Linked DNA regions of Homo sapiens: regions 1 and 3 are each linked to region 2. The links are chromatin loops, found by intact Hi-C in ENCODE. Cell type or tissue: PC-9. All regions are shown on one strand. Region 1 overlaps LINC02456 (long intergenic non-protein coding RNA 2456). Region 2 overlaps LINC02456 (long intergenic non-protein coding RNA 2456). Region 3 overlaps LINC02456 (long intergenic non-protein coding RNA 2456).

The links. Hi-C counts contacts between places; a loop is a spot of excess contacts. Peaks named below come from ENCODE experiments on the same cell type or tissue, not always from the same donor. Only the 100,000 strongest peaks of a DNase experiment are listed, where the experiment ranks them.
Region 1: it touches region 2 in a loop (2.7-fold over the local background); 3 of 110 quality-filtered maps call a loop at or near these places.
Region 3: it touches region 2 in a loop (11-fold over the local background); 2 of 110 quality-filtered maps call a loop at or near these places.

The regions. Positions count from the first base shown.
Region 1 is chr12:102,627,297-102,635,296 of GRCh38, reverse strand. The region is part of intron 11 of LINC02456 (long intergenic non-protein coding RNA 2456); the gene reads right to left. Among named protein-coding and RNA genes, the nearest start is that of IGF1, 150 kb to the right of the region's middle. In PC-9, no CTCF peak of the experiment used is centred here; a DNase peak (open chromatin) is centred at 3,806.
Region 2 is chr12:102,560,387-102,568,386 of GRCh38, reverse strand. The region is part of intron 11 of LINC02456 (long intergenic non-protein coding RNA 2456); the gene reads right to left. Among named protein-coding and RNA genes, the nearest start is that of IGF1, 84 kb to the right of the region's middle. In PC-9, no CTCF peak of the experiment used is centred here; DNase peaks (open chromatin) are centred at 606, 976, 4,166 and 5,226; H3K4me3 peaks cover 2,662 bases; H3K27ac peaks cover 6,752 bases.
Region 3 is chr12:102,686,023-102,694,022 of GRCh38, reverse strand. LINC02456 (long intergenic non-protein coding RNA 2456) reads right to left here. Exons shown (of 13, transcript XR_007063427.1): 12 at 3,820-3,917. Among named protein-coding and RNA genes, the nearest start is that of LINC00485, 130 kb to the left of the region's middle. In PC-9, no CTCF peak of the experiment used is centred here; DNase peaks (open chromatin) are centred at 1,652 and 3,482; H3K27ac peaks cover 1,595 bases.

The DNA of each region.
Region 1 (8,000 bases), 67 kb before region 2:
CAGTGAAATTAAAATGAAATCCAAAACTTTTAGATAGTCTTCAAGACCTTATATGATCTAGGTCTTGACTGCCTCTCTCCTCATTGTACTCCAGTTTCACCTCCACCAACCTCTATCTCTATACCCCAGCTACTCTGGTCTTCTTTATGTTTACGTGTGAGTTCTTTCTGAATATCACATTTATGCCAAAGTAAATTTTTAGGCCTTCAAAATATTTATTGTGGAAAAAGAATCCAACACCATGAAATTAAATGTCAAAGAATGCTGTCCTCCTTCTTGTCTTTGCACTTTGCACTTGTTCCTTCTGCTGAGGCTGCTCTGTCCCAGATCTCTGGAGAGTTGAGGCCTTCTCTTCATTAGGATGTCAATTACTGAGAGGTCTGCCCTAATTATCTTAGCTAAAATACCACACCCCTCCCATCTGCCCCATACACATACACACTAACTTACTCTCTCCTTCATGATTCTGTTTTACCTTATTCATTACTCAGTAACAAAATAATTTTATTTATTTATTTTCTACATTCGCTCATCTTCATAATTAGAACATAAACTCTCTGAAGTCAGGGACTTTATTTTTTTTTCCACTAATTTTCCAGGGCCTAGAACAATGTTTAGCAGATAATAAATGCTCAATAACAAATGAGCAAATGAAGACAATGTAGGGAGGTTACTGTAAGAGTTCCTAAATACTCTGCTTTTATTCTCTAATTACACAATAAACTAGTTTTGTTGGTATCAAAAATTTTAGGGAGAGAAGCACTAAAAATATGCAAACTGTTATGTAGCAACCTCTTGAGCTTTTCTTGGTTCAGATGACATCAGCTCACCGGAATGATTGAGGATACAGGGACTACATTTTTCCCATCTGGATCAGTAAAAATCTCAAAGTAAATCTTGGCTTTTTAATTCTGTTTTCATTGAAGTTCTTTGATTTTAACAGCCAATTGCCCAGCCTTTCTGTAAAACATTTTAGGACATGGGTATGATGTATTTAGGGAACTGTCAAAATGTAAATTGATGTTGTAATAGGTTTTCAGCAGTCAGTCCCTATGAAGCAGTAAAAGCAGTGTTCAGAAACTTAACTGTCAGAAACTCCAACCAATATTCCAGTGTGTGCCTTGTAAACCTTAAAAGGCCTTTCACCAGCTTTAAATATGACCTTATGGGTCTTATAACGCTCCTATATAATCCCCAAAGAAATCATAAACATGGCAAGCTTTATTTCCATCTACTAAGATTATCACAGAGCTTTCCACTAGCACTGGTTCCTGTAAGGTTCCCAGAGCTGTTTATTAATCCTTTATGCCCCCAATCATAGTTGAGTAGGGTCTGGTGCTCACCCACAATCTGGGTGGTGAATGTCTTCAGACTTTGGATGAAGGGGAACAACTTAAACATAGATTTTGGTTTGAAGAAATTTTCTCAGTGTGTATTTCCAATTTTATTCACTGCTTGGAGTTGAAAAGGAATTAATAGATAAAGCAGTTCATGAAAAGATTGAATGAACTAAGTCACAGAAAGTAATCAGTAAAATGTTCTGTGAGTTCTCAACAAATGGTAGCAATTAGCTATGATTGCATTATATTTATATCATGCCATTTAATTCATGGTGATAAAATATGATTTTGTGTCTGTCTCCCATCAGATAGGGAACTAATGTCCAGGGGACTGATTTCTGCAGCACCAGAAATTAGCAAATTACCTGAAATATATTAGTCATCCAAATTATGCTTCCTGACTTGACCTGGTTCAGAACACAGAGCACTGGCTTCTGGGTCCCACTCTTTCACTGATTAACTGTGAAACATTGGGTAACTTTTCTTAGCTCTACCAGGCCTCACTGTCCTCATTTGTAAAAGGAAGAGGTTGGATTTTATGGTCTCTGAGGTCTTTTCCAGTTCTAACATTTCATGGCTCTATAAAGCATTGCTGTTAAGGAAGATTACTAGGAAATGTTGGAACTGAATCCTGTTTCTCTTTGCCTGTCCTGACCATGTCCTCCACATAGATGAATTATCCAGGCTGATTTCCATGCAATCCGAGTGATAGTCTTGCCATTATTAAGATTTCATCTTAGACTTTAATAGTTTATTCCAACCCAGAAAACATGGTGGGAGGTGGAGATGGCTATGAACCAAATGCTACCTTGGCCACTTTGCCCCACTCTACTTCCTAAGAGCCTATGTGTGGGTTATGGAGGCCCATGGTTTCAGTTAGCAAATAGTTATTTGATAGTTTAATTTAAAACTTATTTAATTCAAAAAGGTTTAATTCAATTCAGCAAATAATTGTTGCATGCCTACTGTGTGCCAGGTACTCATTAGACTCTACAGATACAGAGATAAATGATAAAAGTCAAAATCTGTTATGACTACAAAATGCTATCTATAAGATTAATAACATCTTATTTATTTATTTATTTATTTAGATGGAGTCTTGCTCTGATGCCCAGGCTGGAGTGCAGTGGCCACGATCTCGGCTCACTACAACCTCCACCTCCTGGGTTCAAGCGATTCTCCTGCCTCAGTCTTCTGAGTAGCTGGGATTACAGGTGCGTTCCGCCACGCCTGGCTAATTTTTGTATTTTTAGTAGAGATAGGGTTTTACTATGTTGGTCAGGCTGGTCTTGAACTCCTGACCTCAGGTGATTCACCCACCTCAGCCTCCCAAAGTGCTGGGGTTACAGGCATGAGCCACCGCACCCAGCAGATTGATAACTTCTTCACAGCTAAGTTGGACTTATTTTTTTCCCAGATAAAGACAACTAGATGTAGAGATACGAGGCTGTCTTTGTTTGTTTGGTGTGGCTATAACAGAATATGTGAGACTGGGTAACAAATAATGAAAAGAAATTTATTGTTCAGTTCTGGAGAATGGGAAGTCCAAGATCGAGAGGTCAGCATCTGGTGAGGGCCTTCTTTCCAAGTCATCCCATGGCAAAGGTCTCAAAAAGTAAGGGGGGAGGGAGGGAGGGAGAAATGGAAGGAGAAAGAGAGAAAGTAAAAAGGGGCCGAATTTCCCCTTTTATAACAAACTCACTTCTGCAATCATGACATTAATCCATTAATTCCACCCTCATGGCCTAATCATCCTCATTGGGCTCTACCTTCCAATACTCTTGCATTGAGAATTAAGTTTCCAACACACGCTTTTTGGGAGATACATTTAAATTATAGAAAAGGGCAAATCAGTTAAGTCCTAATATAAGTAAAAGAGAAAATAGAGGCCTTCTGGGCTCCACATGATCACAGATATAAATAATTAGCACAGAGCATAGGATTCAATAAATGTTATTTTTCTTCTCCATCTTGTTTAGGTTAATACCTAGAAGTCATTCTGCATTTCTCTGCCATTCATTCCCAAGTTGTCAGGTCTGCCTTATTAATATTTCTAGAATTTAGCCACTTCTCTACATTCCAATCTAAAACAAACTTCAAGTTTCTACTATAAATCTCTTTGTATTAACCTCCTAAATTTTTCCTATTGCCAGTCCTGCCTCCATCAATCCATTTTCCATGCTGAGACTGAAGTGATTTTTCTGAAATTTAGATTTGGTCATTCCTATTTCCACTGCTTAAACCAGAGATGAGGAGCAGGGGACAGAGTCTAGAAATGTTTAGACATGTAGCAATCAATAACTAGTCATCTAGGGTGAGGAAGTAAAGGTTATGAAGAAGAAGGAGTCAGGAATAATTTACACACTTACAACCTCATTGAATAATGGGTGGTGGTGCTATCAAAAGAAATGCAATGCAGGAGAAGCAGATTCAGTGGGATGATGGTATAAGGAATGCTATGACTCACTGCCCAAGATTTAGACTCTTATTTCCCTAGTTGCTGGGCGTGTGACTGCTGATGGCTAATAACAAAGACTGTCTGTAGGAATGGCCATCAGCAACTGCCCTGGTGTCTTTCCTTCAACTCACACCTACGCCTTCATGAGAGCTCCTTTTGACCAAGTAATGGAGGAAGAAAAATGCCAAACTAGGAGCACAGATGGGTTAACTCAGTCTATAGGTACAAGCCAAAAATGATTGCTGCTGCAATGTAGCTCTACTCAGAGGTATCTCTAAAAGATGGTGGTGAGAAAAAAAAAATCCCCCCAATGAGTAGAGCTTAAGCTTAAGATTATCCGCTTGATGTGGAAAGAGAGGTGGCTTCAGAAAAGATTACTTATGGATTCACAGGCAGTGGTGAATGGCTCAGTTGATTGGCTCAAGGCCTGGAAGAAAATCTGGAATATCATAAGCAAGAGGATCTGGAGAAAAGGTATATGGATTGGTCTATGAGAGTGAGCACAAAGTGTGAATAATGATGTATTAAGGCCCACAAATGAGTGTCTAAAATGGAAGAATCATAAATAATCAAGTACACAGAATAATTCAGCCAGTTGACATCAGTGATTTGTTAATCTGGTGATGGCACAATAGGCATTTGAATAGAGTAGCCATGGTGGGGAGTATAGAAGCTATGCATGGGCTAACAGGATGGGTCCTCATTCTTTTCGCTACTCTAGCTACCATCATTGCCAAATATCCCCTCTTCCAACAACAGAGACGCAACACTGAAAACCCAATATGAAACAATCCCATAAGGATCATAACCAGTCACTTGGTGGCAAGTCAACTGAATTGAACTCTTTTCATGCTAATTAGGAAAACAATTCATTTTCACTAGAATGGACACATATTCCAGTGATGGGTTTACCTTTCCTGCCCACAGAGCCTTAGCCAGCACTATCAGGAAGCATAAAGAGTATTTGATCTCCAACGTGAGATCTTCATGACATCAAATTCTCCTGCCCTATCCTGCTTCCTTCACTCCCTCTCATGAGTTCTGCTGCTAATAGCACTTCGCAAAAAACTCCCAGCATGCATATCTTCTTTTAAGTGTCTGTTATCCAGGAAAACCAATTTAAGACAGGTAATGAATTCAGTCTAGGTTGAGGTGATTGCAGGACACTCAAGCAGAGATATTGCATTTTTGCATATTGAAACTACAAGAATTAGACAAGATTATTCAGTGAGAATGTGCAGAGTAGCAAGAGTGGTACACGGAGAATAGAATATGAGGAAAACCACAAAAAGGAGGAAAAGGAAGTAAAACAAACCAAGAGAGGGTCAAGTTGCACCAAAAAGTCCAAATTTAAAAAAAAGACTGAGAGATGCGGCAAGTTGGAGGTTATGGATGACCTTAGCAAGAGCTCAAATTGTGGGGCTAGAAACAAAAGTGAGGTGAGTTAAGGAACACATGGGAGGTGAGGAGGTAGTGGCAGTGAGTAAAGACTAGGGGTCAGATATTCAAATACAGGGGCCAGATAGGTGGGGTAAATGGATAAATTAACTTCAATAAATAATATGTGTCCAGGCCTACATGGTCCAGGTACTATAATAGGCACTTGAGTTTTCAGTAGTGATGTGAGAGGAGACAGAAAAAGTAAGAAAAACTGTAGTTTCAGAATTCTTTAAAAATGAAGAAAATAAGAGGGAAATGAAGCAAAGAGCAAATTCCAAGTGAATGAGGGGGAGTAAGGAAAGATTTCTCTGAGGAGATGACATTTCAATGAATTCCTTAATAAGAAGTCAGCCATGTGAATACTTTGGGAAAGCATATTATAGGCCAAGAGAAAATAGTAAATGTGAAGACTCTGAAGCAGGAATGAGCATCTATATATTCCTAATAAAGAAGTCAGTATGGCTGGAAACTGTTAGCAAAGAGAAGGGTGTCAGGAGATAGGGTAGGAGAGCTAGACAGAAGCCAGCTTAACTCAGGCTAGTTGGCCATAGTAAAGACCATGATAAAGTGCATCTTGGAAGCCAACTGTTGAGAAAGCCAAAGGTCAAGCATAAGAATGAATCATGATGGTGATAATAGGAAGTGGCGGGAACTGTGGCAGAGTGGAGAGCATTTATCTAACTTAAAGAGGACAGTTGCTGATCAACAACAGCTAATCAGCTCTACTTAAGAATATGGACCCAGCCTGAATATCACAATTCTAAGAAAAGTAGAAATCTGGATTCTTAAATAAAATCTTCCAATTTCTAAGTGATGTCATTCAATTCCAATCTTGTTTTTTAACTAATCTGATCCAAAACACTGTGCTGATCAAACAGTAAATCTGAGGCTAGACTTAGCCAGCAGGTCTCCAAATGCAAGTCCTGGTTCTCAACATTGTTCTTCCAAATTTAGATGAAAAGGGGAGACAGAGGGTAAGAAGTAGCTAAAAGAATAATATGCTGCTGTTTTAGTCAGGGTTCTACAGAGAAATAGAATAATAGAATTTACATATATCTATGTATCTCTATCTCTATCTATCTATCTACATGGGGTACTGGGGAGAAATACTGATTTCATTGTCTCATGTGATTATGAGGGCTGACAAGTACAAAATGTATAGAGGAGGCCAGGAGGCTGAAAATTCAGGTAAGAGTTGATGTTTCAGTCTTCAGTCAGAATCCCACAGAGCAGCAAAATGGAAGCACAGGCAAGGTTTCTATGTTGCACACTTGAGGAGAATTCATTGTTTTTCACAAAGTGTGTCTTTGCTTTTAAGACCTTCAACTAATTAAATGATGCCCACTCATCTTATGGAGGGTAATATCTTTTACTTAAAGTCTACTGATTTAAATGTTGATGCCATCTGAAAAATATCTTCACAGCAACATTTAGGCTAGTGTTTTTACCAAACAATTGGGCATCATAGCCCAGCCAAGTTGGTACATAAAATTATATATCACAAGGGCCAAGAAAGCTTTAATTTATAATGAGATAGGTTTGAACATGTTTATACTCTGAGAAGACTGTAGTAAGGAAGACAGGAAGAAAAAGGAAAGGAAAGAAAAGATATACATAGAATGAGTGAGGCCTCAAAGGAGCAGGAAGTAGGATCATGGGATAGAGTGAAAGGATTGGCCTTGAATAGGAGGAGGACACCCTCACTCTCTAGAATAGGAACTAACAAGCTGTGCCCCAAAGGCCAAATCAGTTAGTTGCCTGTGATTTTGTTAGCAGCAGTGAATCTATATGGGTCTGCAGCAACTTGATCTTTGCCTCCTCAGAAGAAAGAATTTAATAGAGGAGTGAAATGCAGAGGGAGAGACCAAGGTAAGTTTTAGAGCAGGAGTGAACGTTTGTTAAAAAGCTTGAGAGCAGGAATGAAAAGAAGTAACATAAAGAGGGCCAAGAGTGCAACTTGAGAGATCCAAGTGCCTTGTTTGACCTTTGACTTGGGGTTTTATATGTTAGCGTGCTTCCAGGGTCTTGCATCTCTTCTCCCTTGATTCTTGCCTTGGGATGGGTTGCCTGCATGCACAGTGGCCTGCCAGCACCTGGGAAAGGCTGCATGCACAGTGGGTTTACTGATGTTGTGCTCATGCTCATTTGAGACATTTTTCCCTTACCAATTGAGCATTCCTAGAAGAAAGTCATATACCAGTTAAATTCTGCCATTTTGTCTCTAAGTATACATGTTTGGGCCCACTTGCCCAACTCCTGAGATCTTATTGGGAAACTGCTGATCATCAGTTTCAGATGTTTTCTACATGTTGGGAGACTGCCTATCCCTGGCACCAGCTGTGACCAATTATTATTTTAGAGAGACAGTTTAACAACTGCCTGACAATCACCTGATTGTCCCCTGACATTCTTGGTAGAGAGGAGGCCCTTTCCTGCCCTGCCTATGTCTGCCTAACTACATATTCTAACAATTGTACAGATTCTAGAGCTAAAAATAGTCACTGCATTTTTAAAAGGTTGAAAAATAGTAAAAAAAAATTTTCAGGAACATGAAAGTTATATGAAATTCAGATTTCAGTATGTATTAAGTTTTATCAGCACACAGTCATGCCAATTCATGTAACTGACTGTATTAGTCAGGGTTCTCTTGACCTATAGATTCATATTGTCCACTGCCCAGAAACTGCCAATTTATCAAGACAGGGGAATTGTAATAGAGAAATATTTTAACATGCAGAGCCAGCTAAACAGAAGATCAGAGT
Region 2 (8,000 bases):
CAAAACCAAGAAGAGTCAGAAGCAAAGCTGAAACTCTGTCCTTAAGTCACCCTCATTGTGTTTGGATCTTGAAGAATCTCAAACTCATCACAAGGTATCACCAGGGCTGTGTCTACACAATACTAAGACAATAAGTCAAATTGGCTTTAAAAAGGAAAAAAAAAAAAGAAAAGAAAAACAAGAGAAAAAATATCATAGTTCAAGTTGAGTTGACAAAATACAAACCAGTCTCCTTTTGTGATTTTTTTTCATCTTAATATGTGGACCTAGACACCCTATCCAATCCCCATAGAGTACCAAATGCTGAAAGAAATAGAAGGGAAGACTAAGCCTGGAGCAATTTGAAGATTTTCTTCCTAGCATCATGGGTTCTTCAGAAAGACTTTTATGAAAAATAAAAAGTGTTACTATTATCTGGCTCTGGTATGCATATTGTCTCTTGGTTCATTCAAGAGTCAAGTCTTGAATTTTTCCAGGGTCACTTGATCCGAGTAGTTAGGAGACCTGGCTGTTCTTGGAAATGATTCTGAAGAACTGTAGGCATTGTCAAATCTGAGGCAGGAATGCCGTTTGTGAACCTGTAAGTGTAGGTAGTTAAGGGCCTGTGTTTTACAACCAGACAGACCTGTGTTTCAAACCCAGTCCGGTAATCCCTTACCAGCTGTGTGACCTGGGGAAGGGAGCTCACCTCCCTGAATAGTGGATTTTGCACCTGTAAAATGAATCAAGGAACACCCACCTGGCAGGGCTGTCATGAGGATTAAGTGAGAGACTCATGAGGCTCTGAGCACTGTGCCTGGTGTGTGATAAACCTTCAGTAAATGGTCCCTATATCGGTGAGCATCAAGCATTTCCAAAGGGAAAAAATAAGACAAAAACTCTTTAAGATCAAGACAGGAGGAGGCTGAAAGTTTCTAGATGCAAAAAGAATTTGCTTTCCTGATACATAAAATAACTTTCACACAGGGAAGAGACTGCAAAAGTGAATCATTCATTCCACAAATATGCCAGCTATGCACCAGGCACTGGGGAATTTGAAGATCAACAAGATAGAAATGGTCCCTGCCCTTCCAGAAAATAACAGTCTAGAGGGGATGCAGACACAGAAACAGGCAATTACAGCAAGGAGTCTGGTCAGGGTCCCATCTCTCTTACACAGTGCCCTGGTGCCCCATCCCCACCACCCACCCCCAGAAACCACATCGGAGCCCCATCCTGTGCTCACATCCCACTTCCTGCCAATCCAAAGAGGAGACTTGAAATCATTGACCCTGACCTTCCCGGGTTACAAGTTCTAATAAGATGAGCACACCAGCTTCCAGCCAATGACTGAGCTTTAGAGCTCCACCTTCCTAGACTGCTGTTATGACCTGAATGTTATGAGCTAAATTGTGTCTTCCCAAAATTTATATGTTGAAGCCCTAACCCCTAATCCCTCCCAATGTAACTGTATTTTGGCCTTTAAATAAGTGATTAAAATAAAAATGAGGCCATTAGGATGGGATCTAATCTAATCTAACTGGTGTCCTTATAAGAAGAGAAAATTTGGACACACAAACAGAGATACCAGAGGTGCGCACACACACAGGGAAAAGGCTATGTGAAGACACAGGAAGAGGATGGTCATGTTTAAGAAAAGGAGTGAGGAACTATAAGGAATAAAAATACATTGCCAGGAAAAAAAGCATAGTATGTAGAATTATGAAGTTTTAGAGCTGGAAGGAACCTTTATTTTTATTTTTATTTTTTGAGATGGAGTCTCACTCTGTCACCAGGCTGGAGTGCAGTGGTGCAATCTCAGCTCACTGCAACCTCCACCTCCCGGGTTCAAGGGATTCTCCTGCCTCAGCCTCCAGAGTAGCTGGGACTACAGGCATGTACCAACAAGCCCAGCTAATTTTTGTAGTTTTAGTAGAGATGGGGTTTTACCATGTTGTCCAGGATGGTCTCGATCTCGTGACCTTGTGATCCACCCCCACTCAGCCTCCCAAAGTGCTGGGATTACAGGCGTGAGCCACCACGCCTGGCCAGGAAACCTTACAGGAAACGTTTTTATTCCTTTCATTTAACAGATGTGTATACTGGTACCTAGAGAATTTAGGTGATTTGTCCAAGATCACAGACATGACTAGAACTAGAACTGAAACTAGAAGCCAGATTCCCTAACTCCAAGTCTATTAAACATCACACATTGCTCTACCTTTTCTCCAATTATTTTGATACAATAATTAACTTACATAAAAATACCTCATATCCGAACTTCCGGTTGAATTGCTGTTTATATAAGAATGTATTATAACTATTTGAAAAGCATTTCTGTAGCAGGCAAAATGTAAAAAGATGTAGAAACGTGGCCATGTACATGCCCAGCGTTTCTCTTTTTATCATTTCTTCATTCATCCTTTGGCCTCGTGCTATGTGTTCAATGCTGTGCTTGATGCAGAAGAAAACAAGTAGAAGATACAGTCCCAACTTATAAGGAGTTCTGTGCACACACTAGTTGGGAAGACATTTCTGTAAGTAACTGTTCAGTTGGTTACTTAGCAAATATATGACGAGCCCCTGCTCTGTACTAGATAACTCTGTTAGGTTCCAGAAACGTAGTGGTGAGTTTGGGTAAGGTTAGGCTGCTGTAACAAAGGAACCAAAATAATCCAGTGGTTTAAAGACTGAAGTAAATGACTTCTTCATGTAATAATTTGAGGTAAGTGTTCAGGTTGGTGGGTAGCTCTACCTCACTTGGTCCCGTGGGCCTACATCCCTCACCCTCTGCCATCTCCTGCAGCTTTGTCATCCAGCCTCTATATGGGGGGCACTGAGTCATAGTTGGCTCCAGCTGTCAACAATAGAAAGGAGAAATAGAAGTGGCACCCAGCATTTGTGCCACATTTGATACGCCAAAATTTAATCACATGGCCACACATAGCTGCAAGGGAGGCTAAGAAGTAGAGGTAGCTAGGCAGCATGCGTCTAGCATAATTCTGTCACCTTGTGTCTCCCCACAAAGAGGAGAATGGGCTTGCAGAGATGGCTAGTTGTCTTGGCCCCAGCATGCAAAGCCTTCACAGTATCTCTGTATGCATCCACAATCTATCTAGGGAGACAAAATAATAAAATCCTTACAAATTACAGTAAATGTCATAAAGGAAAGGTACATGATCCTTAAGAACATAGAATGGGAGGACTGACCGGGTCAAGGCCGGAACATCCAGTCAGCAGGAAGAGCCCATGAAAAGGCCTGGATGCAGATGATGGGGGAGCTGGTTAGAAGCTCAGATCCTGGAGCCAGACTTCCTCTAGAAGACTGAAGAAGGTTTGAGTCTTAGCTCTAGAACTTACTGACTGTGAGACCTTGGAGGAGTCATTTAACCTCTTTATGTCTTAGTCCCTTGTTTGTGGAATAATAAACATTATTATTATATAATATAGCAATAACTATAATTATTATATCAGTACCTTTGTTATGAGGACTAATTGTAAATGCTATACTATAGGCACATACTAAATATAGCTAACACTACCTAGGGATATGGGGAACATCCATCTCAGGTCAGAATTTTAACAAGTAGTAATCTAGGTGAAGAGCTGTCTGGTAGTGGTTATTTAGGATTTTCTAGGCAAAGACACAGGCTTTTATTATTGCAAGTAATTCAAGAGTTTCTATCTCTTAGTCTGTGAAAAAACCCAGGCTTGACCAAATATGCTCATTCCATGGAACGAGGGGAAATGTCTAACTAGTCCATCTTTGTGCTGCTGCCACCAGAGTAGGAATAAATCATGTTATTTGTACATTATACATTGGTACAGGAATTCTCAAGGGGTGGCAACAAAGAACTTCAATGTATATAGTCAGGTGGACATTCCCTTTTTTTTTTTTTTTTTTGTCGACTCAAAGGAAAAACTTCCCCTTCACTGAGGGTTTGCTGAAAATCAACTGATCAAAGGCAGATTAATAGGGGGAAAAGCATACAGGTTTATTAAATCATAGTTTTATATGACGTGGGGAACTTCAGCATGAAGACCTAAGGATATAGGGGGAACTATCCATTTTATGTGTAGGTTAAGGAAGTATGGACAGCTGTGTAGAAAGAGGATGGAACAGAAAGGCTATGACCTAATGCTACTAGACTAAGTGGCGAAAACCAGCAAGGACTGTCTGTCTAGATTCTTCTTGGCCTCTCTGAGCAGCGTTCCTTCCTTCTGGGTGTGGGGCAGGACCTTCTCTGGAATGAGGATCTTATGACCTGCAATCAAGCAGGTCAGATAATTTATTTAAGTCTAGTTTTTACACAGAAAGGAGGGAAGGGGTTAGAGTACTATTTTCAGGTTTTATGGCCGGCTTTGGTGAAAAGGGGGTCTGTTTTCTTTTTTTTTATTATTATACTTTAAGTTCTAGGGTACATGTGCACAACGTGCAGGTTTGTTACATATGTATACATGTGCCATGTTGGTGTGCTGTACCCATTAACTTGTCGTTTACATTAGGTATATCTCCTAATGCTGTCCCTCCCCCCTCTCCCCACCCCACAACAGGCCCCGGTGTGTGATGTTCCCCTTCCTGTGTCCAAGTGTTCTCCAAAAGCAATGGCAACAAAAGCCAAAACTGACAAATGGGTTCTGTTTTCTACAACCCACTTTGGGGAAGAAGGATTCTAATGTCTACAGCAAGCCTCAGGGTAGACTGAGGGGCAGGAGGGCAGGAGAAAGTGACAGAGAAACGTTTGCTTCTGAGGCTGCTGCTGAGGCCTTCATTTTGAGGTGTTATATTTTGAGCCCCAACAGTCTGTGCATATTCCTTTGTGTTTTCAAAATCAGTGAATTTCAAATCTAAGTTCCCCTTACACTGCGCAGTTCATGTGTTCTACAATGGTCATTTGGGGCCTCCTCTCATGCCTGGCATTAGATAGATCCGGGGTCTTCTGTAGGACCCTGAAACAGGGAGTCCCCCTTATCCACCAAGCACTGTAGAGATGCATTAGTTCTGTTTTCTCTTCTGGTGGTCCCTTCAGATCGTGGGACTGCAAAGTGACTCTGGGGAGCCCAGTGTTTATTTGTGGCCTCTGCCACTGTCCCCTCTGAGATCAGCCACCTCCTTGGAGCACTGCCAGGGAGTGACGATGTAGGAACCTTGTCCACTGCTCCCAGAAACCACAAACCTCTGCCCCCTTCCTACTGTCTGAGATTTCTTTTTTTAGCTTGGGAGAATCTTCCTCCCACTGTTTACCTTTTCCTCAGGGCTATCCTCTCTCTCCTCAAACTCTCTAGACTAGAGCACCTAGAAAATACCCTCAGTGGCATGGAATTTTGAAAACAAAAGCCAGGAAAGACAATTGTTTATATCCTTCATTCCTTGCCACATACCTGCCTGAGACCAAGGAAGCAGGCTCCTGCTGCCTGCTAAGTTGGGGAACTGCAGAGGAGGAAACCCAGGAAGAAGGAATGAAATGGGAAATAATTATCTTGCTACAACAATGGCACCTGTGTTTCTGTCCACCTAGGGAGCCATTTTTATCAGAAACTTCCAAATTTGCCTCTTTCAGAGGTCTCTCCTTCCCTTTCTGCCCCAAAGTGCAGGACTCCAGCAACAGCAAGTCGGATACCCTGAGAAGAGGCCCCCAGACATTGTGTGTGCATGTTTGCTTGTTTTAGTGTGCTTGCATTTGTTTCGATTAACAGTTGCACTAGTTATCAATGATTAAATGTCTGCAGTTTTTTCACATAAAATCAGGATATCTTGGCTTTTTTTTTTGGACTCTTCCAAAGTACCGAAGCTGCATTCCCAAATGGCGACAGTGGAGCGCTGACTAGTGAACCTTGTCCTCCTTCAGATGGAGTGCGCGTCACCTGGTTTCCTACAGAACCCAGCACCCCTAACTCCCTAAAATCCAGGTCTGGTGCCAGATGCCAAGTATCATTTAATTGGGATACTGTTTTCTAACCCTACAGATCAGAGGAAAATAACTATTTTATGGACCCATGTTTAATGTAGAGAAGTTAAAGGCAGACCAAGAGCAAAGAGGGCATTTTTGCTTTAGGAAAAGTGGGAGTGAGGGCATTTCCTTGTGGAAGTGAAAATATTTGCACATGTTTAGTATGCGTGCGAAGTGTGTCTGGGTCTGAGAATACAACTTCAGAGTAGAGTTGCCAGATGAAATACGGGATACAGTTGAATTTGAATTTCAAATAAACAATGGATTTTTTTTAGTGGGAGTATGTCCCAAATATTGCACAGGCAATATACTTTTAGTTTAAAAAATCATTGTTTCTCCAAAATTTAAATTTAACTGGAAATTTTGTACTTTTTTCCCCTCCTAAATCTAGCCATCTTACCGGAGAGGCTGTTGGAAATCAAATCTGTCTCCTTGCTCATTTTCTTTACCTGCCATGCCTATTTCCTGCTATGGTGGTGCAGGGAAGGTAGAAGCACAGGCTCTAGAGAATTCAGAATTGCAACCTTTAAATGTAGATAGCAAAGGCTGCATTTCGAATCTAAATATGGACCTTGAGCAAGTACAGACAAAGAGAATGAAGCTTCTTTTTAATAAGGATCTTAGTACCCAGAGAGAAGACTTTTGTGTGAAAATATCAGAGATTTGGCCAGGTGCAGTGGCTCATGCCTGTAATCCCAGCACTTTGGGAGGCCGAGGTGGGCAGATCACCTGGGGTCAGGAGTTCAAGACCAGCCTGGCCAACACAGTGAAACCCCGTCTCTACAAAAATTAGCCAGGCATGATGGCGCATACCTGTAATCCCAGCTACTCGGGAGGCTGAGGCAGGAGAATCACTTGAACCCGGGAGATGGAGGTTGCAGTGAGCCAAAATCATGCCATTGCACTCCAGCCTGGGCAACAGAGAGAGACTCTGTCAAAAAAAAAAAAAAAAAAAATTCAGAGGTTTTAAGAACATAAGATCCCAGTGGATAGTTTTTTGTTTTTTTTTTTAAATCGAAAACAGATCTGAACAAAGATAATTCCCTAACCACAACTCGTCAAGGGGTTTTAGCAAATGCTTAGTGAGAAGCAATTAGACATTACTATGTGCCATATAGTTTCCCAGGTCACATATGATTGTGTTTGTGTGATCATTAAACTAGTTGTGATCTTCATTCCACTCATTCTCAATTAAATCTTTGTTAAAGAATTGGAACCATTCACAGGAAGTGTTTTAGATAGATTCCTGGGCTGCGTGTGTCTGGGTTCTACCTGAATACCACAGTCATGACTTGGGTTCTCAGAGCAGTTAATATTTTGAAACCCACAGGTTTGGGATATTTGGAAACAGATGGCTGATTAAGAACCTGATTCCAGGCAGGGCGCGGTGGCTCACGCCTGTAATCCCAGCACTTTGGGAGGCCGAGGCGGGTGGATCATGAGGTCAGGAGATCGAGACCATCCTGGCTAACAAGGTGAAACCCCGTCTCTACTAAAAATACAAAAAAAAATTAGCCAGGCACGGTGGCGGGCGCCTGTAGTCCCAGCTACTCGGGAGGCTGAGGCAGGAGAATGGCGTGAACCCGGGAAGCGGAGCTTGCAGTGAGCCGAGACTGCGCCACTGCAGTCTGCAGTCCGGCCTGGGCGACAGAGCGAGACTCCGTCTCAAAAAAAAAAAAAAAAAAAAAAGAACCTGATTCCTGTCTTACAGTATGAAATGGTGTATTAGTCAGGGTTCTCTAGAGGGACAGAACTAATAGGATGGACGTATATATGAAAGTGAGTTTATTAAGGAGTACTGACTCACATGATCACAAGGTGAAGTGCCACAATAGGCTATCTGCAAGCTGAAGAGCAAGGAAGCCAGTCCGAGTCCCAAAACCTCAAAAGTAGGGAAGCTGACAGTGCAGCCTTTGGTCTGTGGTCAAAAGTCCAAGAATAAAAAAGCTAAAGAACTTGGGAGTCCAACGTTTGAGAACAGGAAGCCTCCAGCACGGGAGAAAGATGGAGGCCAGAAGACTCAGCCAGTCTAGTTTTTCCACGTTCCTCTGCCTGCTTTTATCCTAGCCG
Region 3 (8,000 bases), 130 kb before region 2:
GCGCGCTGGCTCTGGGCCCATTTCAGCATTAGGACTCACCTAGCAGTTGCAGTTCTTGTGGCCCAGGCTGCCTTTGAAATTTATTTGAGGCCCCAGAGCACTTTAGCCCACAGTGGCAAGGCTTATGGGAACTTATGTTCCCATGCTGGGATTGGCAATTACTCTCAGTCTTGGGCTGGTTTAAATGCCCCCTCCATGGCTGGGTGTCATGTGAGTTTGGCCTGTTTTTTACCTTCTACTTGAACAAGGCAGCACTGAGTCAATGTCTCATAATTACTCCACTCTTCCTTTCCCCAGAGCATAGAAATGCTTCACACCATGCCACCACTGCAAGTGGTTTAAGGAGGGGTGGCATTGGTGATTCAGGACTGTTTCTCCTGCCTCTTCTGTGCCTCTTTCAGTGATACAAAGTTAAAACCAGGTACTGTGAGTGCTCACATGATTATTGGAGCTTATGAAGGTGCTTTTGTGTGTGTATAGATAGTTCTTAAATTGGTGTCCTTGTTGGAGGGACAATTAGTGGAGCCCTCCAGTCCACCATCTTGCTTCTGAAGAATTATCTCTAAATGTTGATGAATGTAGTCATCTTTGGGAGAAATGAGTTTGTTTTGAGAATGTTTATGTGAGGTGAATAGTTACTAGTATTTTCCAGTCATTAATTAAAATAAAAAATAAATAAAATTAAAAATTTAAATATTTTCCAAAACAAGAAACTGAATATAAAGTTTCTAAAAATATGATTAGTTTATTTAGCATTCAACAAATATATATTGGAGCCTACAATGCAAAAGATACTGCCTCGGATGCCATGCAAGATTCTAAGAAAGCCTACAGTACACTCTTTCCCTTCAAATATTTTATAAACTGGAAGAGATAGAAGTAGGATAATTAGGCTACCAAAATATGCAATATTAAGCAGACAATGATCAGGGTAAAAAAGCAGGCACAAACTAAGTTTTATAGGGTTTCAGAGAAGGAATTGATTCCACTGCATTTGAGCAAAAGTGCTCTTGGGGGAGCTAGGTAAAGGAAAGAATATAAACAAAGGGGCAGAAATTGGAAATTACTGGGAAATTTTGAGCCATCACATTTGATTAGAAAATAGATTAATTTTAGGGAAGTCCTGAGAATTGAGCCTTGAAAGATCTTTAAGACCTTAAATGCCATTTTAAAGGTTAGCTTAATTTAGCAGAGAGGTGAGACCAGCAAAGACTCATCAGGCTTTAAGAAGATCAATTTGCTGAAGTGGGTGGATCATTTGAGGTCAGGAGTTCGAGACCAGCCTGGCCAACATAATGAAGCCCCATCTTTACTAAAAATATAAAAAATTAGCCGGGCATGGTGGCGGGTGCCTGTAATCCCAGCTAATTGGGAGGCTGAGGCAGGAGAATTGCTTGAACCTGGCAGAAGTTGCAGTGAGCCAAGATTGCGCCACTGCACTCCAGCCTGGGTGACAGAGCGAGACTCTGTCTCAGAAAAAATTTTTCAAAGAAGATCAGTTTGTCTGAGTGTGTTAGATAATTGGAAAAGGAGAAAACAAAATCAAGGAAACAGTCACCAAACAGGCTAGTGCAAGCATCCAAGCAGAAAGATAAACTATGCATTCAGGTGAGAGCAACTGCAGTGGAAAGCAGGGAGTAGAGCCAAGAGCCAGTGCAGAAAACAACCAAACAGAAAAAGTGAGTTAAATAAATAGAGTGATGCAATGCAGAAGCAAATATTTTTAGTTTGCCTGACTCAGGTAACGTTTATACCATTTACAAAAGTAAAGAGGCTGAAAAGGCTGAGTCTGTTTCAAGAAGAGGGGAATGATTTGGGTATTGAACACTCTGGGTTAAGATGCCAGCAGTATACCAAAGGAAAAATCCAGCAGGTAGAATTGAGGGACTATGATCCAGGAGGCAAGAGACCTCTGGAGGCAAGGATTTGGGAGTCATTTCTGTAGAGGTAAGGGGTAGTCACCAAAACCATGGCAGTGCATGAGACAAGGGGAGGGGAGAGTGGAGTAAAGGCAAAAAAGGGAGGAGAGGAGAAGAATCTCAGGAATGCCAAGGAGGCATCATTTAGGAAACTTGAGAAAAACTATCCCTGGTTGAAAGAGAACTACTACTGTAGTGTAGCAGAAAGCATTCATTTCAAGAAGCAAGGGGATGTCAGCAGTGTCCTATGCCCTGTAGTGAGGGAAGGGTGAGAATAAGACTGAGAAAGAAAGAAAAAACTGACTTGGATGGTTTGAGAGTCATCAATGGTAAAATCATTACACCACCAATTATGTTTCAATATTGCAATTTGACCAGAAGTAAGATCCCAATCAGAATTGCAATCTGCAGATTGGAAAGAGATGAGGTGAGAAAGAGGAGCTAGTCAGTGCAGGCTGCTAATTTAACAATTCTAAAAGGAAGGAAAAGAAAGGTAGGGTGCACATTGAGAGGGCATTGTGTGGGAAAGACTGAGGGTCCTTCTTACAGAAAGGGTGAGACTGAAATTACTCAAGAGGAGATCACTGAGTGATATTTGATCATGAGCCCAGGTCAGGGCCTTCAATTTGAAAAGGAGAACAAACCTTCCCCAGATGCCAAAGGAAAGGAAGTGAGTGAAGAACAAAGGAACATTTTGAGACGGAGGGGAATAGTGAGCAGGGAAGATGGATGTTTCCAATGCAGAGGGGGAGCTGGTGGCATTTTAGAGAACTAGGTGGGGAGGGTGAGTCTGAAGATTTGAGAATCATGGAGAAGCTTTAAAACAACCCCTAGGCTGGTGTCAGAGGACACAATAAGAGTAACAAGTAAGGAAGTAAAAGGCTGGTAAGCAGCAGCATAGTTGATTCTGTGTGTGTGTGTGTGTGTGTGTGTGTGTGTGTGTGTGTGTGTGTGTGTGTGTCTGCCTGTCTGTCTCTCTCTCTCTCTCTCTCTCTCTCTCTCTCTCTCTCTCTCTCTCTCTATCTATCTGCCTGTCTGTCTCTTTCTGGACTCCTGGACTCTCAGGATCCTGTGGGCCTTGACTTTCAGATTGGTGACTACTCCCAGCCAGACTTCAAAGATGCAGAGTTGGAACTCCAAGGTTGGCAATTCCAGGCAGTAAGACCATGCCACCTGAGATTGCTGGGAGAGGCTTTTCCAGGCCCCTCCTGCAAGAAAACAGACACCAAAGAACAAGGTAAAGAAGTATGGAAAAACAGGGTTGGACCCTATCCATCTTTTTACTAGTCACTGCACTAAAATGTCAGAATCAGGGAAATGCCTGACCTCGTTTCTTGGGAAGAATGAGGCACATATCAAAATACATAAATCCTAAAAAGCTCGTTGTGAAGGGCAGAGTCCTAATAATTTGTATTTTGATAGCTTTTAAATATTTTTCAAATGGGTGTTTCCAGGAGTAAGGTAAATAGTCCCATTTTTGTGGGGCTTCTGATTAAATTCCAAACATATCAATGTTCTGGGGTGTGTCCAGTGACTCTGATACCTCTCAGCAGGTTTGCCAAGAAAGTGCAAATGTGAGTCTCAGGGAAACAAGGAAACCATTCTCCCAGTAGCAAGTTGCAGGGCTGTGCAAGGGAGAAATGTGCAGACTTTTGTCTCCCCTGTGAAGAAGAGATTAGAATTAGAATGGAATAAATTGTCGATGTGAGCAAGAGCTGTTACTATGTAACAATAACACTTTGTGTTCCATTCAAAGAACTGCAAGCCCTTTGACATGCCCTGAGCTCTTACTTTCTCTCTGGACTCCAAGAAGGGACTTGCTAAGCGCATCCCAGGTCCAGAGAGAATCTGCCCGCACCCCCCACCCCCGCCCCCCGCCCCCTCGCCACGACCAACTTACTGTGCCTCACTCTTTGCTCCTTCTTCACCAGTTACTCTCCTTCTGTTCCTTTTTGCCCACCTCTGCTCAGCCTCCAACACCAAACAGTCCATTTTTGCCTGGAGGAGGAAACAAGACTGTATTGAGCACACAAAAAGACATTTGCTTATTGAGATTGTAATGAGATCCTCAAAAAAGTTGTATAGACAAGTGATAGTCAAAATATTTAACAACACATTCGACACGGTCATCAGCCACCCAGAAACTACAGAAGTTTTACTGAAGCAGAGTGGATTCACCCACTGTGACGGGCATTACTTCTTATTTGCTGGACTGTGGAAAGTTCCCAGGACAGGGTAGGGCATGAGTGCCCAGAGTAGCAGGAATAGGAGATACTTGAGTGGCAGTAACTTTTACCAGCTGGGACAGAAGTATTTCAATGTTTCACCAACCAGTACTGCTGAATCTTAGCCATGACTTATGTCCATATAATAGATAAAAATTGGGCCATGGAGGTGTTAAATAACTCATCCAAAGCCACCCATTGAGTGCTAGGATTGGGACCCAGTGACTCTACTGTGAGGCCTTTTCCACACTCCCCACCTCACTGGCTCAGTACCTCTTCTCCCTCATCTGTCTCTTTCTGCTTAGAGATGAGAATATGTAGTAGTCTGGAGAGGGCATGCAAGGGCACCTGAAGACCCTCTCCCAGGAAAACTCTAAAGGTGTGTCTGTTAACTCTCTGCTGTGGTCCCACTAAAAGTATTCTCCGTAGTAGCAAGGTTAGGGGAGAAGATTGAGAAGAAAGCCTATTATTTCCTCTTTTCCCCCTAATGAGGCAAGAACCTTGTTTCTTTTGTTCCTCATGATGTTGTCAGAGTACAGCACATGATTGATTCCTAATACAATTTTGTCAAATGAATGAGTGAGTGAGTGAATGAGTGAGTGAGTAAAAAGGTATTTCTTCCACTTCTATAGTACCTTATATTTCTGCAAAGTGCCTTTATACTTTATCTCATTGGACCCTCAAGGAGTGTTTAGAAACATTTTTATTTCAGTTTACTAATAAAGAAGCTCGGATGCAGAGAGGAACACTAATTATCACAATACTAACTGGGGTGGAGCCAGGATTGCGACTTGCCAGCTCCCTGTCCAGGGCCCTTTCTCCCACATTGCAGTATCCCCTAAATATGAATAAAAGTTAATATAATTGGAAAAATGAGGTTACTTGTAATTTACAGCCTGTAATATACTTAGTGATGAGCAATGGCAAACAGGAGAACTGGATCTTCTTCTGTCTCCCGTTTACCACCCCAACCCCACCGCAAGTCACCAGACCCAAGCCAGTCCCTCACTCCCTCCAGGGCTCAACCTTGTGACCCTTGGGTAGCATCTGACTTCACCTCTTTGTGATTTTTTACTGAATTTCCACAGGAAATTATGTTTTGTGAACTATGCCAGCTGGCATAGCCCTCCCTTGCACAGCACCCTCACTAAGTTCAAATATGACACTTAATGGAAAGAAAAGACTGCATCCATCTACCTAACTAGGGAAAATATCTACTCATCAACTCCCTCCATGAAGCCTTTAGAGGATAAGGGAATTGAGTGGCTTCATACAGTTGCCTTCCTCTTTGTTCTCTTTTTATCTAATACAGAAGTTTTCAAAGTGTGGTTTCTGTACCAGAAGCATTGGCATCACCTGGGAACTTGTTAGAAATGCAAATTCTAGGCTGGGCGCAGTGGCTCACGCCTGTAATCCCAACACTTTGGGAGGCCGAGGCAGGCAGATCACGAGGTCAAGAGTTCAAGACCGGCCTGACTAACATGGTGAAACCTCACCTCTACTAAAAATACAAAAATTAGCCAGGTGTGGTGGTGCACACCTGTAATCCCAGCTACTCAGGAGGCTGAGGCAGGAGAATTGCTTGAACCCCGGAGGCAGAGGTTGCAGTGAACTGAGATAGTGCTACTGCACTCCAGCCTGGGTGACAGAGTGAGACTCCATCTCAAAAAAAAAAAATAAATAAATAAAGAAATGCGAGTTCCAGTGTCCCAGACCCACAAGAATTAGAGGTTCTGGGGGTGAGGTCCAGGGATTTGTGTTTTAAAAGCCCTGTCGGTGATTCTGGTGCATGCCAAAGTTTGAGTACTACTATTTTCTTATGTCCTGTTTTTTTCCTATCTAAGCCAGGGAATCACTTACTTTCTGTTCCCAGAGGTCTTTGGTGGACCCCTCTGCTCACTCAGTGCTCTAACCCTTCTTCTTTCCACATGAAAGCCTGTACTATGGTTCTGTTAATGACAATTTTAATTTACCTCCATGAAGTAAGGGCTGGAATAGATGATCTGGTGAGATTTTTTGAAATCTAGAAGCTCTGATTCTTCAGGGGAGCCATATCAAAGCAGATGGCTTAAGGAGGGCAAAGGAGGACTTCTGCCTTGTGAGTTTCCTTTTGCTGTAGGCCCCAGGACTGGAGTGAAGTGAGGACACAGGCCAGTTGCCAACTATGGTTACGGCCCCAGGAGATCTTTGATGTTCTCCCCTTGCTGTCTAGGTCCCTGTTTTCAAGAATTTATCAGAATGACCCAGACTTAGTAAATCTGTTCTATGTACCTTGGACAAAATAACTGCTGAGTCAATCCTGTAAGGAGTCTTGGATTGCCAGCCTAAAAACCTGTTTATAGTTGACTTCCTCTGGCAAACTGCTATGAGATGCAAAAAAACAGCATCATCAGTTTGGCACATACTGGACCATTCTCAGCATTTGCATTAGGTAGGTAGTCAGTGCAAGAACAGATCACAAATATATTTTAAAAATCCAATTCCTGCCTCTCTGTCTCCCTCCCCTCTTGCCCCTTCTATATTTTCCAAAATCCCTACCCCTGAAAAGATGACTTGAAGACTCAACAGGAGGATGATTTTTCCACATTCTGAAATTCTGACAATTAAGAAAGAAAGATCCTAATCTCTGTTCAGTTGCCAGGCTCTGATATGCTTTTCCTGTTTAAGCATTCATAATCTACCACTCATTGATACATCTTGCCAACTACAAAAACTACTTAACTCCTGACCTTTGTAAACTTTCCTCCCTCACAAGGTTCTTCAAGTTATGAAAGCACAGTAAGTGGATGGAGATGATTGGGTAGGATAAGACAAAAATGTTAGTCTCCACTGAAGATAACAGGCAAAGGTCCTAGAATTAAAGTTATGAGACATGAGTTCTAACCAGGCCTTTGCCTCTGGTGACATCCTGAGATATTGGGGCAGGTTACTTCCCCATTGTGGGTCACTGCGAAACAAGGGGCTTCAGCAAAGCAGATCTCTAAGCTGTTTTCCAACTCTGATATGGTGACTAAGCAGGTATGACATAGATATGTCCTGTTTAGGAGTGTCAGTGTCCTTATCTGAAAACCCAGGTTTGGTGATAGCAGGTAGACTTCAACTTTTTGCCAATTGGTTTTCGCTGAGAGGAATGTGGGAAAGGGTGTAATGGTTGACTAACAGGTCTGCCATAGATGTGATAGGAAGAAATTCCCAGAGTTTTGTGTGTTTCTTTCATAGTTCTTTCGCCCTAGCAATAGTTGTATGTATCTGTTTAGTGTATTTTAGCTGCCTAAAATATAAGTGCCATCCCGTCATAGAGCCCTGTGCCTGACACAGAGCCTATTAGCTGATAGGTGCTCAATATTTTTTGAATAAATGAATGAGTCTAAATAGCTTAAGGACCGTATCTTGAGCATTTGGCCAACAGCAGGACAAGGCTCCACTAGTACTGGACTCACATAGTTAGAATAACCTCATTCCATTTGTCCTTTAAGGGTCCTTGCCAAACCTGATTCTTATTTCCTCTAAGACTGACCTCAGACCTTCAACTTCATAGGGGAAAGGGCAGTGGTGGTAGGAGGAGGAATTTTCCTGGGATTCAATGAATACCTCTTTTTGATACTGCTTCTTTATAGTATTCACTGAGAGTTTGAATAGGGGGTAAGTAGCTTGAGAAAACGGGTTCTGACTTTCCAACCACCAGGTGAATTTTCATTGACGTAAAGACCCCATTCTCCTCCCTTTTAGTCTTCATTTATGTTGGAGGGTTCATACTGTTATAGTTGGGTATTAGGCTTTACGTAAGGTTGGGAGGAAAGAAGGCTTTCTTGGTGAGCTTGGCTCTGTGGCTTGGCAGTCGCACAATTAAATGACT